Linked DNA regions of Homo sapiens: region 2 is linked to region 1. Evidence: read pairs that join two places in POLR2A ChIA-PET (ENCODE). Cell type or tissue: HCT116. All regions are shown on one strand. Each heading gives the region's core, and the rest is flanking DNA. Links, peaks and the distances in the headings are about the cores only.

What was found. ChIA-PET counts read pairs that join two places held together with the same protein. Peaks named below come from ENCODE experiments on the same cell type or tissue, not always from the same donor. Only the 100,000 strongest peaks of a DNase experiment are listed, where the experiment ranks them.
Region 2: POLR2A ChIA-PET joins it to region 1 with 6 read pairs; 3 of 35 experiments call an interaction of 5 or more read pairs at or near these places.

What each region holds. Positions count from the first base shown.
Region 1 is chr12:6,106,112-6,110,111 of GRCh38, reverse strand. The region is part of intron 5 of VWF (von Willebrand factor); the gene reads left to right. Among named protein-coding and RNA genes, the nearest start is that of VWF, 17 kb to the left of the region's middle. In HCT116, for the core only: no CTCF peak of the experiment used is centred there; a DNase peak (open chromatin) is centred at 2,141; H3K4me3 peaks cover 892 bases; H3K27ac peaks cover 487 bases.
Region 2 is chr12:6,241,977-6,251,656 of GRCh38, reverse strand. It overlaps LOC105369625 (a long non-coding RNA gene), which reads left to right. Exons shown (of 5, transcript XR_001748979.2): 3 at 3,292-3,434. Among named protein-coding and RNA genes, the nearest start is that of CD9, 46 kb to the right of the region's middle. RefSeq lists an enhancer at 9,434-9,680. In HCT116, for the core only: no CTCF peak of the experiment used is centred there; no DNase peak of the experiment used is centred there.

The sequences.
Region 1 (4,000 bases), core at 1-4,000:
GCTGGGTAGTTTGAGTCGATCCTCCTCAGCCCACTACAGTGGAGTGGATAAAATCTATGGAGTGGTCGGTCCTCCACACCATCCAAAAAGGCCAGTTTATGTGTGTGTGCATGTGTGTGTTCACGAGCAATAGAAAGTAATATGGATAATGTGAAAACACTAGGCTGGGCGCAGTGGCTTACCCCTGTAATCCCAGCATTTTGGGAGGCCGAGGCAGGCGGATCATGAGGTCAGGAGATTGAGACCATCCTGGCTAACATGGTGAAACCATGTCTCTACTAAAAATACAGAAAATTAGCCAGGCGTGGTGGCGGGTGCCTGTAGTTCCAGCTACTTGGGAGGCTGAGACAGGAGAATGGCGTGAACCCGGGAGGGAGAACTTGCAGTGAGCAGTGATCGTGCCGCTTCACTCCAGCCTGGGCGACAGAGCGAGACTCCGTCTCAAAAAAAAAAGAAAACACTAAAGATGAATATTTCAATCTTCTTTAATTTCAATTACATAAACATTCAATTAGTGATGTTCCCTTGCCAAAGCTAAACACTTACATATGTTATCTTTCTTCCTTATGACCCAACCACTTTCTGATTAGAGAGTAAACATGCAGAGAAACAATTGACTCTTCCTTTCATTGGAATGTACCATATTGGAAAATAGCATGATAGTTTATTTTTTGGTTTTCTCCAGCACTGATTTTATTGTCTGATATGTACATTTAGGGCTATAAATTTCCCTCTAAATATCACTTTAGTTGCACTCTATATATGTGTGTGTGTTTGTGTAAATATGTATATATACTGTATATGTGTGTATATATGTAATTATATATGTGTGTGTATATATATGTATATATATACACGTGTGTGTGTGTGTCTGTGTGTCTCTGTGTGTGTGTATTTAGAGATAAGGTCTTGCTAAGTTGCCCAAACTGATCTTGAACTCTTGGGCTCAAGGAATCCTCTTGCCTCAGCCTTCCTAGTGGAATTATAGGTGTGTGTTACTGTGCCCAGCTGTACCAATTTTGATATGTAACATATTTCATGTTTTAAATTTTCTAACTTCCATTTTGAGCTCTTTCTGAACCTATATACATTTACAAATTCAAAAGTTTGAATTTTTTTTTTTTTTTTTTTGAGACGGAGTCTCGCTCTGTCACCCAGGCTGGAGTGCAGTGGCGCGATCTCGGCTCACTGCAAGCTCTGCCTCCTGGGTTCACGCCATTCTCCTGCCTCAGCCTTCCGAGTAGCTGGGACTACAGGCACCCGCCACCATGCCTGGCTAATTTTTTGTATTTTTAGTAGAGACAGGGTTTCACTGTGTTAGCCAGGGTGGTCTCCAACTCCTGACCTCGTGATCTGCCCCCCTCGGCCTCCCAAAGTGCTGGGCTTACAGGTGTGAGCCACTGTACCTGGCCTGAAGTTTTTAAAGTTACCTATTTGTAACTAAATTGATTTCTAAATTTGGTTAAAAAATTGTGGCCTAGTTAAAAAATTGTAGACTTGTTTGCAGCCTTTTTTTTTTTTTTTACAAGTGTTCTATGTATGCCCAAAAATAATGTATTCTCTGATTGGTGCAGGACTCTACCTATACTTCTTGAATTAAGCTTTTTAATTGTGTTTTCCAGATCTTCTGTATGTGTACTACTTCTTGTCTGCTTATTAATGACCCATTACTAAAAGAGCTAAATTTTTCTATAATGGTGGTGAATTTGTCACTTTCTTCATGTAATTCTGTCAAATTTTGCTTTGTGTGTGTGTGTGTGTGTGTGTGTGTGTGTGTATATATTTCTTTCTTTCTTTCTTTCTTTTTTTTTTTTTTTAAAGACAGAGTCTTGCTCTGTCACCCAGGCCGGATTGCAGTGGTGAGATCTCAGCTCACTACAGCCTCCACCTCCCAGATTCAAGCGATTCTTCTACCTCAGCCTCCTGAGTAGCTGGGACTACATCCAGGTGTCACCACGCCTGGCTAATTTTTGTATTTTTAGTAGAGATGAGGTTTCAGCATGTTGGCCAGGCTAGTCTTGAACTCCTGACCTCAAGTGATCTCTCCGCCTCTGCCTCCCAAAGTGCTGGGATTACAGGCGTGAGTCACCGTGCCTGGCCTGCTTTGTATATCTTGAGCCTTTGTTATTAGTGTTTAGAAATACTGAATCTTTCGGCTGGGTGCGGTGGCTCAAGCCTGTCATCCCAGCACTTTGGGAGGCCGAAGTGGGCGGATCATGAGGTCAGGAGATGGAGACTATCCTGGCTACCACGGTGAAACCCCGTCTCTACTAAAAATACAAAAAATGAGCCAGGTGTGGTGGCAGGTGCCTGTAGTCCCAGCTACTCGGGAAGCTGAGGCAGGAGAATGGCATGAACCTTGGAGGCGGAGCTTGCAGTGAGCTGAAATCGCACCACTGCACTCCAGCCTGGGCGACAGAGTGAGACTCCGTCTCAAAAAATATATATATATATATATTGAATCTTTCTAGGGAATTGTTCCTTTAATGTAATGACTCTCATTTTTACCAGTGCTTTTTGCCTTCAATCTGTCTGATATTAGTATAGCTATTCCACCTTTCTTTTGGTTAGTGTTTGTTTGATGTATCTTTTTCCATTCTTTCAACCTTTCTATGTGATTTTGTTTCAGATGTGTGTCATGGAAGCACCACATGGCTCTATTTTATTATTGTTCTTTCAAAAGTCAGATTTATTGAGGTTAATTTACAGACAGTAAAATTCACCCTTTCACATACAGTTCTCTGAGTTTTCGCAAAAGCGTAGAGTCATGTAACCACCACAATCAAACTATAGAACAGTTTTGTCACCCTCAAAATCACCATGCTCCTTTGTAGTCAAATCTTCCCCCAACTCCTAGCTCCTGGTGGCCACTGATCTTTTATCTGTTTCTGTAGTCTTGATATTTCCAAAATTCATATGACTGTAATCATACCCTATTTGCAGTATTTAGTCTTGTAAGTCTGGCTTCTTTCATTTAACATGGTCCGTGAGAGGTTAATCCATATTGGTGCATGTATCAGTAGTTTGTTCCTATTTATTGCTAAGGAGTAGTTACCACAATTTGTTTACCCATTCACCAGTTGAAGGATGCTTTGTTGTTTCCAATTATGGAAAATTATGAACAAAGCCAGTGTAAACATTTGTGTATAGATTTCTACACCCCGCCGCATTTTTTATTGTGCTATGATACATGTAACATAAAATTTACTATCTTTTTTTTTTTTTTTTTTTTTTTTGAGTCGGAGTTTCACTCTTGTTGCCCAGGCTGCAGTGCAATGGTGTGATCTCAGCTCACTCCAACCTCCGCCTCCCGGGCTGAAGCAATTCTCCAGTCTCAGCTTCCCTAGTAGCTGGGATTACAGGTGTCCGCTACTATGTCCAGCTAATTTTTGTATTTTTAGTAGAGACGGGGTTTCACCATGTTGGCCAGGCTGCTCTTGAACTCCTGACCTCAGGTGATCCGCCTCCGCTTAGCCTCCCAAAGTGCTGGGATTACAGGCGTGAGCCACCGCGCCTGGCCAAAATTTATTATCTTAACCATTTTTATGTATATAGTTCAGTGGTATCAGGTACATTCATGTAGTTGTACAACCATCACCACCATCCATCTCCAGAACTCTTTTCATCTTGCAGAACTGAAACTTTATATTCATTACACAATAACTTCCCATTCTTCCCTCTGGGCTCCTGGAAACCATCATTTTACTTTCTGTCTATGATTTTGACTACTCTAAGTATCTCATATAAGTGGAATCATACAGCATTTGTCTTTTTGTGGCTGGCTTATTTCACTTTGCATAATGTCCTCAAGGTTCATTCATGTTGTGGTGTATGTCAGAATTTTCTTCCTTTTTAAGGATGAATAATATTCCATTGTATCAGAGGAATTTGAGGAAAAGAAAAAAAATTTCATTGTGCATACAGACCGTACGTACTTTGCTTATCCATTTATCCATCAGTAGACACTTAGATTGCTTCCACGTTTTGCCTATAGTGAATA
Region 2 (9,680 bases), core at 2,754-6,753, 140 kb before region 1:
CTGCTTCTGTGCTGGAAGTTACGCTCACCACTTCCACTTTTATTCCACCAGCAAGAAGTGGTCCCATTATCCCTTGCAGATGCAGGGAGACTGGCTGGGCAGCCCCTTCCAGCACTGACTGCACCCTCCATAAAGGGGGCAGGGCCTCTGACGATCAGCAAGAGGTCTCTGCCACAAGGTCTGATGATGGGTTGAGGAGGCTCTGAGCTGGGCCTTGGAGGGAAGGAAGGACCTCATGAGGAAGAGAGGGAGGGACTCTAGGTGGGTGGTGGTGGGCACAGTATGTGTTAAGGTAAAGAGCTGATTCAGGCCTGGCTCAGTGGCTCACGCATGTAATCCCAGCACTTTGAGAGGCTGAGGCGGGTAGATCACCTGAAGTCAGGAGTTCAAGACCAGCCTGGCCAACGTGGCGAAACCCTGTCTCTACTAAAAATACAAAAATTAGCCAGATGTCATGGCAGGCGCCTGTAATTCCAGCTACTTGGGAGGCTGAGGCACAAGAATTGCTTGAACCTGGGAGGCGGAGGTTTCGGTAAGTCGAGATCGCGCCACTGCACTCCAGCCTGGGTTACAGGGCGAGACTCTATCTCGAAAAAAAAAAAGCTGATTCAAAGGAGATCCAGTTGGGGTAGGGTCTGCATTTGGTGTGAAGAGGTCTATAAATTTGGGTAGAAAGAGAAGACCCAAATATAGGGGCCCTGTGTGTCTGAGTCAATCTACCCTTGTCACGTGTTCCCTGGAGTTAACTTGGAACCGTTGTGCAAGACGGGCTCTATCTGGGTCCCCACCTGTAAAGCATCAGGGATGAGGATGAATCCCACGATGTCCAATGGCATGGGTAAAAGAAGACCTTTTATTTATTTCCGAGGAGGTGGAGTAAGAGAAGGGAAAATTTACAGGTCCAGCAAGGCTCGGCAAGACAGAGTTGTCATGTTCCAGAGAAGGGACCCTGGCATTTATTTGCAGGGCAAATAATGAAAGTAGCCTTATTAAGGGAAGGACCCACAGACTGCTTGGGGCCAGGCAGTCTGGATTTAAGTGCTAACTGGTGACAGCTGCCGGAACAAGCCCAGGCCCCGGAGACTCCTGGACCAGGGAATGCTGCAATTCCCTGTTAAGCTACTAGTTGTGGGAAGCTGAGCTTGGGGTGGCTCCTCCCACTCAGAGAAGGGGAATCCTGGATCCCAATGAGCTCTCCGTGCATGCAACCCAGCTCAGAGTCACTTTCGGACAACCCTGCTCCTGGCACAACTGGAACCCGAGGATTTTGTAATCTTTTGGTGAGGTGGAGTTCAACACTCTTACATTTCAGTCAATAGGATTCCATAGGAAAAATGCCGTGTATTTTGTGTTTCCTATGTGCCAAGCATGTTGTATTTGCATCTGGTAGGTGGAACAAGCAGGGTTTGTGGGTTGCGATCTTAAAGCACCTTTCTTCTGTCTCACGTTTTTCCTAAATTGTGGTCAGTAGGGGTAGTTGTTCCCTGGCTCAAGATAGATATGTGACCAGTCTCAGACTTTCTTGATCCCTTTTAGGGTGAAGTCCCATAGTGACTTCAAGCTGCAAAACACAGTCTTAATTCTAGAATGATGATGCTCAATTGTAGGTAACTGTCAAAGATTCCGATTATATTCAAGTTATGACAGCTTTCCCTCTGCTGGGAGAAGCCAGGCTGTGGGGAAGAGGAGGTGGCCAGCTTTTCCTTTCTTGCTTGCTCACCTCAGGAAAGTTTTAAGAGTCGCCTCTCCACAGCCCCCAGAGTCACCAGCAACAGCTGGGACATGCCCCCTCCTCAAGGTCTGAGCCCCAACTCTGCAGAGCCCCTCCTCTGGGCTTCTAGAATCTGATAATCCCATCTCTTCCTTCTGTTCCGCAGCCCTAGGGCTGCCAGCTGTTTTCCCTGGCTATGATTTCTGCATTACTTCTTTGTTCTCTTAGTGGTTTTTCAATACTTGCTTAACCAGTTTCCTATATTAAATTCTCTCTGATGAATTACCTGTTTTGGATTCTGTTTTCTTGGCTAGACTGTGTTTATACATTGGTTATTCAACAATTTCCAACCTACTACAATTGTAAGGAGATATAAATTATACTAGATATAATAGCTAACTCTTATTATAGAGAAAATGATGAAACATTTGCTTGTGTCAGCCAGGGCCGAAAACATACTCCTCTCCTTGGGAGAGAGAGATTTGAAATAACTGAAGTGCTATTACCCTCCTCCTCTGTATTTGCTTTAAACCCAGAGAGTGGTCAAGATGTCATTCGTGACCAAACGCCTATTACACCTTCCAACACTTTGGTATCTGCAGGAGGATCTGGGAACATGGGAGGTGATGGGGGACTCCGTGCTGGTCCAGAAGGAAATGAAGGGCAGCCTGATATAAAATGGTGGTGGCCACTGAATTTGGGTCTAGGTTTTTCTAGGTCTGGCTGGGGCAGGGTGCATGGCAGAAGAGTTAGAAGTTCCCCTGAGTCTCTTTCAACATCAGGGGATTGTGATGGAGAGGTATCCATGCCAGTGAGGGCTCCCGGAGAAGCTAGAGATAAAGTGTTGCTGATTCCAGCACTGATGGGGACTTGAACTCCTATGTGCTTTCCATCTCCAAGAGCTTAGAGAAATGTGGATCTCCAAGCAAATACTCAGGAAACCAGCTCTCTTGTTTCCAAGAGATTCAGGGGATTCCTAACTTTAATTTGCTGAATACTGTCTTTGCATTTCATCTTCATTCTCCTGCTCATTTTCTTCATCACTGATAACTCTTTTAAGAAAAGATTAAGAAAAGTGGATCAGGGTCGAGTGCAGTGGCTTATATCTATAATACCAGCACTTTGGGCTGAGGTGGGTGGATCACTTGAGGTCAGGAGTTCGAGACAAGCCTGGTCAACATGGCAAAACCGTGTCTCTACTAAAAATACAAAAAATTAGCCGGGCGTAGTGGCGCATGACTGTAATCCCAGCTACTCAGGAGACTGAGGCAGGAGAATTGCTTGAACCCGGGAGGCAGAGGTTGTGGTGAGCCAAGATTGTGCCACTGCACTCCAGGGTGACAGAGTGAGACTCCATCTCAAAAAAATAAATAAATAAATAAAAATTTAAAAAAATGTTGGGATTACAGGTGTGAGCCGCTGTGCCCGGCTCTAATGCTTCTTAACCTTAACTGACTTTCTTTTATGTGCTCCACATTTTTGGTCAGAAGCTTCGGAAATGTCATCAGTTTTAGTGCAGTCTTAAACAAAGCTGTGACTTTACCATAAACCTTAATCAAAGTTGTATCATCTCATGTCAGCATCGTGACTCTGGCCCGCATCCCACTGAGCAACCCCAACTCCTCATGGGAGTTCATGGAAGCCACGGCCACCCAGCATTGCCACAGCAAGAAGGCTCAGGAGGTGCATAACTGATCTGCAGATGAACCCAGCACCTACTCAGGTATATGATCTCTACTGTCTCTCTTTTTTTTTTTTTTTTTTTTTTTCTGGGACAGAGTCTCACTCTGTTGCCCAGGCTGGAGTGTAGTGGTATAATCTCAGCTCACCACAACTTCCACCTCCTGGGTTCAAGTGATTCTCCTGCCTCAGCCTCCCAAGTAGCTGGGACTACAGGCACCCACCATCATGCCCAGATAATTTTGTGTATTTTTAGTAGAGACAGGGTTTCACCATATTAGCCAGGATGGTCTCGATCTCCTGACCTCGTGATCCACCTGCCTTGGCCTCCCAAAGTGCTGGGATTACAGGCGTGAGCCACCACGCCTGGCTCTGGCCTGATATGTTTTATTAGCTCCAATTTATATGAGGAAACTGAGGCCGAAGACACGCTAGTCGAGTGTCTGAGACATAAGTTGTACATAGGTCTATTTCCCATGTCTCTGTGCTTTCTACTGTAACCATGCTCTTCTCCAGGCTGGCTGGAGCTTTGTGGTCCCGGCATCAGTGACCCTTTTCTTTGGCCCTGTTTCTCCATATGTTAAGAATAGAGAATGATCCCCATGCCTCCCCAGCTCCCAGTGTGGTACAGAGGATCAGTTGTTCAGCCCAAACTATGCTGAGGTCTATGAGCACCGCTGCCTGTCCTTGCCGGGTGTGTTAGCCTCACTGGGTCACACACTGCCTTGCTTGGCCAGGTCAGCTCTGGGTCCTCGACTCCTTGCAGAGTAGTGGAGATTCTATACTGGAATAAGAGCTGATCCTCACCAGGCATGGTGGCTCACGCCTGTAATCCTAGCACTTTGGGAGGCCGAGGCGGGTGGATTGCCTGAGCTCGGGAGCTTGAGACCAGCCTGGGGAACACGGTGAAAACCTGTCTCTACTAAAAATACAAAAAATTAGACGGGTGTGGTGGCATGCGTCTGTAATCTCAGCTGCTCAGGAGGCTGAGGCAGGAGAATGGCTTGAACCTAGGAGGCAGAGGTTGCAGTGAGCTGAGATCATGCTACTGCACTCCAGCCTGGGCGACAGAGCAAGACTCCGTCTGAAAAAAAAAAAAAAAAAAAAAAAGCTGATCCTGCCTGCATTTCCACAGTGGAAGCAGATGGTTTGGGGAAATCTAATTTAAAAGGAAAGAAATCAAATTAGCTCTCCAGGGGTCTGATGGCCAAGACTTGAGTGAAGACAATTACATTAGATGCTGAGGCCTCACCAAAGCGGCCTAAAGACTGAAGGTGGGTAGGGTGGAAGCCACCCCGGGGTCCCTTATCCCTGGGTGGGTTCAAATCATGGCTGAAGGGGACAGGAGAGAGCTCAGATTGGTGGAATAAAGTCCTTAGACTCTAATGATGCCTGGCTTGGGAATGGTGAACCTGTAGCTGACTCTGCCACTTGACTTTCTATGGCTCACAGACCCTCTTGGTAACCTCTCTTTCTCAAAAAGCCCCACACACAGTCTTACCTCTTTTGGAGTGTGGTCAATTTAAGGAGAATGATTAAGAAAAACAGCTCTCATCAGGTGCTGTTTGACAAGAATGTCAGGGCTATTTACTCTGAGACACCAAAGCCCCTTGGGGTATCAAAACTACCATGTGGGGCTGGCGCAGTGGCTCACGCCTGTAATCCCAGCACTTTGGGAGGCCGAGGCGGGTGGATCATGAGGTCAGGAGATCAAGGCCATCCTGGCTAACATGGTGAAACCCCATCTCTACTAAAAATACAAAAAATTAGCCAGGCGTGGTGGTGGGCATCTGTAGTCCCAGCTACTCTGGAGGCTGAGGCAGGAGAATGGCGTGAACCCGGGAGGCGGAGCTTGCAGTGAGCCGAGATAGCGCCACTGCACTCCAGCCTGCTCAACAGAGCGAGACTCCGTCTGAAAACAAAAACAAAAACAAAAAACAGGCCGGGTGCGGTGGCTCACACTTGTAATCCCAGCACTTTGGGAGGCCAAGGTAGGTGGATCACCTGAGGTCAGGAGTTCAAGACCAGCCTGACCAACATGGAGAAACCCCGTATCTATTAAAAATACAAAATTAGCCGAGTGTGGTGACAGATGCCTGTAATCCCAGCTACTCCAGAGGCTGAGGCAGGAGAATCGCTTGAACCCGGGAGGTGGAGGTTGCGACGAGCCAAGATCCTGCCATTGCACTCCAGCCTGGGCAACAAGAGCAAAACTCTGTCTCAAAACAAACAAACAAACACTACCTTGTGAGCTCAGTCAGAATGGCCGTCCCAGGCAGTACTTGAGCCCGTCAGCTTGAACCAGAAATGTGTCCCAGGGTGTTGGGAACAAGCCCTCCAAAATCTGGCCATAAACTGTCCCCAAAACTGGCCATAAACAAAATCTCTGCAGCACTGTGACATGTTCATGATGGCCATAACGCCCATGCTGGAAGGTTGTGGGTTTACCAGAATAAGGGCAAGGAACACCTGGCCTGCCCAGGGTGGAAAACCGCTTAAAGGTGTTCCTTACACCACAAACAATAGCATGAGCGATCTGTGCCTTAAGGACATGCTCCTGCTGCAGTTAATTAGCCCAACCTATTCCTTTAATTCGGCCCATCCCTTGGTTTCCCATAAGGGATACTTTTAGTTAATTTAATATCTATAGAAACAATGCTAATGACTGGCTTGCTGTTAATAAATACGTGGGTAAATCTCTGTTCGTGGCTGTCAGCTCTGAAGGCTGTGAGACCCCTGATTTCCCGTTTCACACCTCTATATTTCTGTGTATGTGTCTTTAATTCCTCTAGTGCCACTGGGTTAGGGTCTCCCCAACCGAGCTGGTCTCGGCACCAGGGCGTTCTTTCTGCCTACATTTTTGTGCTTGGAAGGCTGTGGAGCATCCCGAACATCAGTGCTGTTCCCTGGCCACAGGCAATTGGACCAGGGATTGGTAGTGTTCTGCCAAGGGGTGCCAATAAGGCTGCGTCTTATTGGTTGGAGACAAACTACCTACTTAGATCCTTCCTGCTAAAGGAGCTTGCCTGTGAGATGCAAAGAGAAGTGGAGATGCTGGGGCAGATGCCATATGCAGGACTCCCATGAACTACTGTCTCGGGTCTCTGCAGAATTCAGCTTAGAAAGTGCAGAAACTCCTGAGTGGTGGTATAGCTGTTGAGATGATGAATATCCTTCCACCAAGCTCATTTAAGGCTTTGAATGCTCTCTTCCTTGCATCTTAAAGAGCCCAACCATGGCATCGAATATTAAAAAAAAAAAAGCAACAATTTCAGAGATAAAATATTATTTTGAAATATTTTGGGGTTTCCCATAAAAATGTTCACTGTTCCTATTACTTAATTTTTACTAGCGGTCCTTCCCTCACGCCCACCCCGTAAATGAATATAGAGGGGGAGAGAGCTGCTTTTCCTGGGTATTTGCTTGCAGACTCACATTTTTATAAGCTCCTAGAGATGGAGGGCATCAAGTTCCCATGGGTGCAGGAATCAGCAACATCTTCTCTGTAGCTTTTCCTGGAGTCCCCTCTATGTCCTGGGGCCCTCCACTCATGGGGAGCATTTTCTCTGCTGGACAGCCCTGGTTTAAAGGGGTTTCCTTTATGTTCAGCCAAAATCTTACCGGAGAGTTCTGCCCATCAGTTCTCATTCTGGCCTCTGGGACAACATACATTCTGGTTCATCTTACAGCCCTTAAGATATTTGAAAACGAAGACAGTTGTGTTGTTGGATGACCCCTCCCCCAGGCTACAATCCCCTGGTGCTTCACTCTCCTCTTGGGTGACAAGGTTTTTAGGCAGGCCGCCTACCCTCCCAAAAAAGTTCTGTCCTCTCCAGGTGTCTGTAGATGGTCAACTTTCTTCTTGAGGAATCGCCCCAGAACAGAGCACCATATTCCCCTAGGGCTGACTATCACATCTGTGGCTCAGTTGTCTCCATCTGGACACTTCTCTGGATGCATCCTCTCTTCAGTTTTGGCTTCTATTAAGTTTGTGGCAAGCTAAATTTCCACATCTTTTTCAAATGAAATTTTTTCTTCATCCTGCATTTATGTAATGGGTTCTTCCACTCAAAAGATGTTCCAGGATGTCCCTGTCAAGTTTCCTCCTGTGATATTAATCCTGGAAGGCAGCACTGTGCGAAATATGCAGTGAAACTGGGAGAAAGATAGTCCTGGATTCAAACCTGTATCCAGCCTATTAACTATACGATATTGGGGCAAATATTTAACTTCTCTCAACCCTATGTTTTCTCCAAATGTGAAATGGAATACGATACCTTTAACTCACTTGTCGTTTTCCAAACTTCACTATAGACTGAAAAGAAATCTAAATGCTCATATTTTCCGTCTCCCTTATAGCTATGAGTAGCCATGTGACAGATTTCTAGTCAATGATGTACAAATGTGAGTTGACTTCCAGCTTGCCAGGGGAAGCTTTTGCATTTGAGATAGAAGAGATCATTGCGGCTAGCAGTTGTTCTTTTTTTTATTTGGAGATGGAGTCTCACTCAGTAGCCCAGGCTGGAGTGCAGTGGCATGATCTCGGCTCACTGCAAGCTCTGCCTCTTAGGTTCATGCCATTCTCCTGCCTCAGCCTCCCAAGTAGCTGGAACTATAGGCGGCCGCCACTATGCCCAGCTAATTTTTTTGTATTTTTATTAGAGACAGGGTTTCACCACGTTGGCCAGGATGATCTCGATCTCCTGACCTCGTGATCCACCCGCCTCGGCCTCCCAAAGTGCCGGGATTACAGGCATGAGCCACCGCGCCCGGCCTTAGCAGTCGTTCTTCCCCTACCTCTACCTGTGAATGTAGGAATGGCTGGAGCCGCAGCAGCTACCTTATGACCGTGGGATACAAGCCAAGAGAATCACAGAGATGCCATCTTCCACAGAGCAGAGCTGCTAAATCAACACTTCTAATTCCCTCCAGACTTAACATATGAGAATTCGGCTGTTACCCAACCAGCCAAATGTATGCTTGCCCGGCTAACTTAAAGTGCTGTGGTAAGGACGAAGGGCTGCTAAACGTATTGTATGGATTGCTTGATTTTGTTTACTTATTCCTGTTGAGATATATCCTTTGGGTGTCATATTCTATTATTCCAGTCTCTGAGATCTCTTTGAACTATACGTCTGTTACTCAAAGTACTGGGTATTTCTCAGAGCCTTGTGAAATATGCATATAATAATACAGTATTTAGTAAAAGTCTTTTTTTTTTCCTTTTTGAGACCTAGTCTCACTGTTGCCAGGCTAGAGTGCAGTGGCGCGATCTCAGCTCACTGCAACCTCCGACTCCCTGGTTTTAAGCGATTCTCCTGCCTCAGCCTCCTGAGTAGCTGGGATTCCAGACACGCACCACCACGCTCAGGTAATTTTTGTATTTTTAATAGAGATGGGGTTTCACCATGTTGGCCAGGATGGTCTCCATCTCCTGACCTCATGATCCGCTTGCCTCGGCCTCCCAAAGTGCTGGGATTACAGGCATGAGCCACTGTGCCCCGCCTGTTTTTTTGTTTTGTTTTTGAGACAGAGTCTCACTCTGTTGCCCACGCTGGAGTACAGTGGTGGTGCGATCTTGGCTCTGTGCAACCTCCACCTCCCGGGTACAAGCGATTCTCCTGCCTCAGCCTCCCGAGTAGCTGGGATTACAGGTGCCTGCCACTATGCCTGGCTAATTTTTTGTATTTTTAGTAGAGATGGGGTTTCACTATGTTGGCCAGGCTGGTCTTGAACTCCTGACCTCAAGTGATCCACCCACCTCAGCCTCCCAAAGTGCTGGGATTACAGGCGTGAGCCACTGCGCCCGGCTGTATTTAGTAGTATTCCAAGTTATCATTTAAAACATTGACCAGGAAAGAACATGGCAGGACTGCACAGGCCACTGGTAGAGACCTCTCCCCCTTGTATGGTTGTGTTCACCCAACCACGATATGCCTAATTGTGCTGGAATTCCACCCATACCACTCCAACTTGTGCCCAAGAAGCTTATGAGATATCCTGGCCTGTCTGTCAGTGAAACAATTCCCTGTACACCTGGAGGACTCTAGGAAATGAGAGCATCATGGAATGAGCCCCTGGATCTATGTGGAGTCTTGGCCCCACCCTTGGCCACTCAACTCCCTCTGGAGGACGTGGTTTTGGAGAGTAGGGCCTTGGGAGGAGAGTCCGGGGGGTTTATGGATATTAAAGCACTTTCAGTCCTTGAGGGCACTGGGTAAAGTAATAGCCTTTTACTAAATCCAGCTGCTTTGATTCAAATTTGTTGCCCCTGGGCTGCTTTTCACAG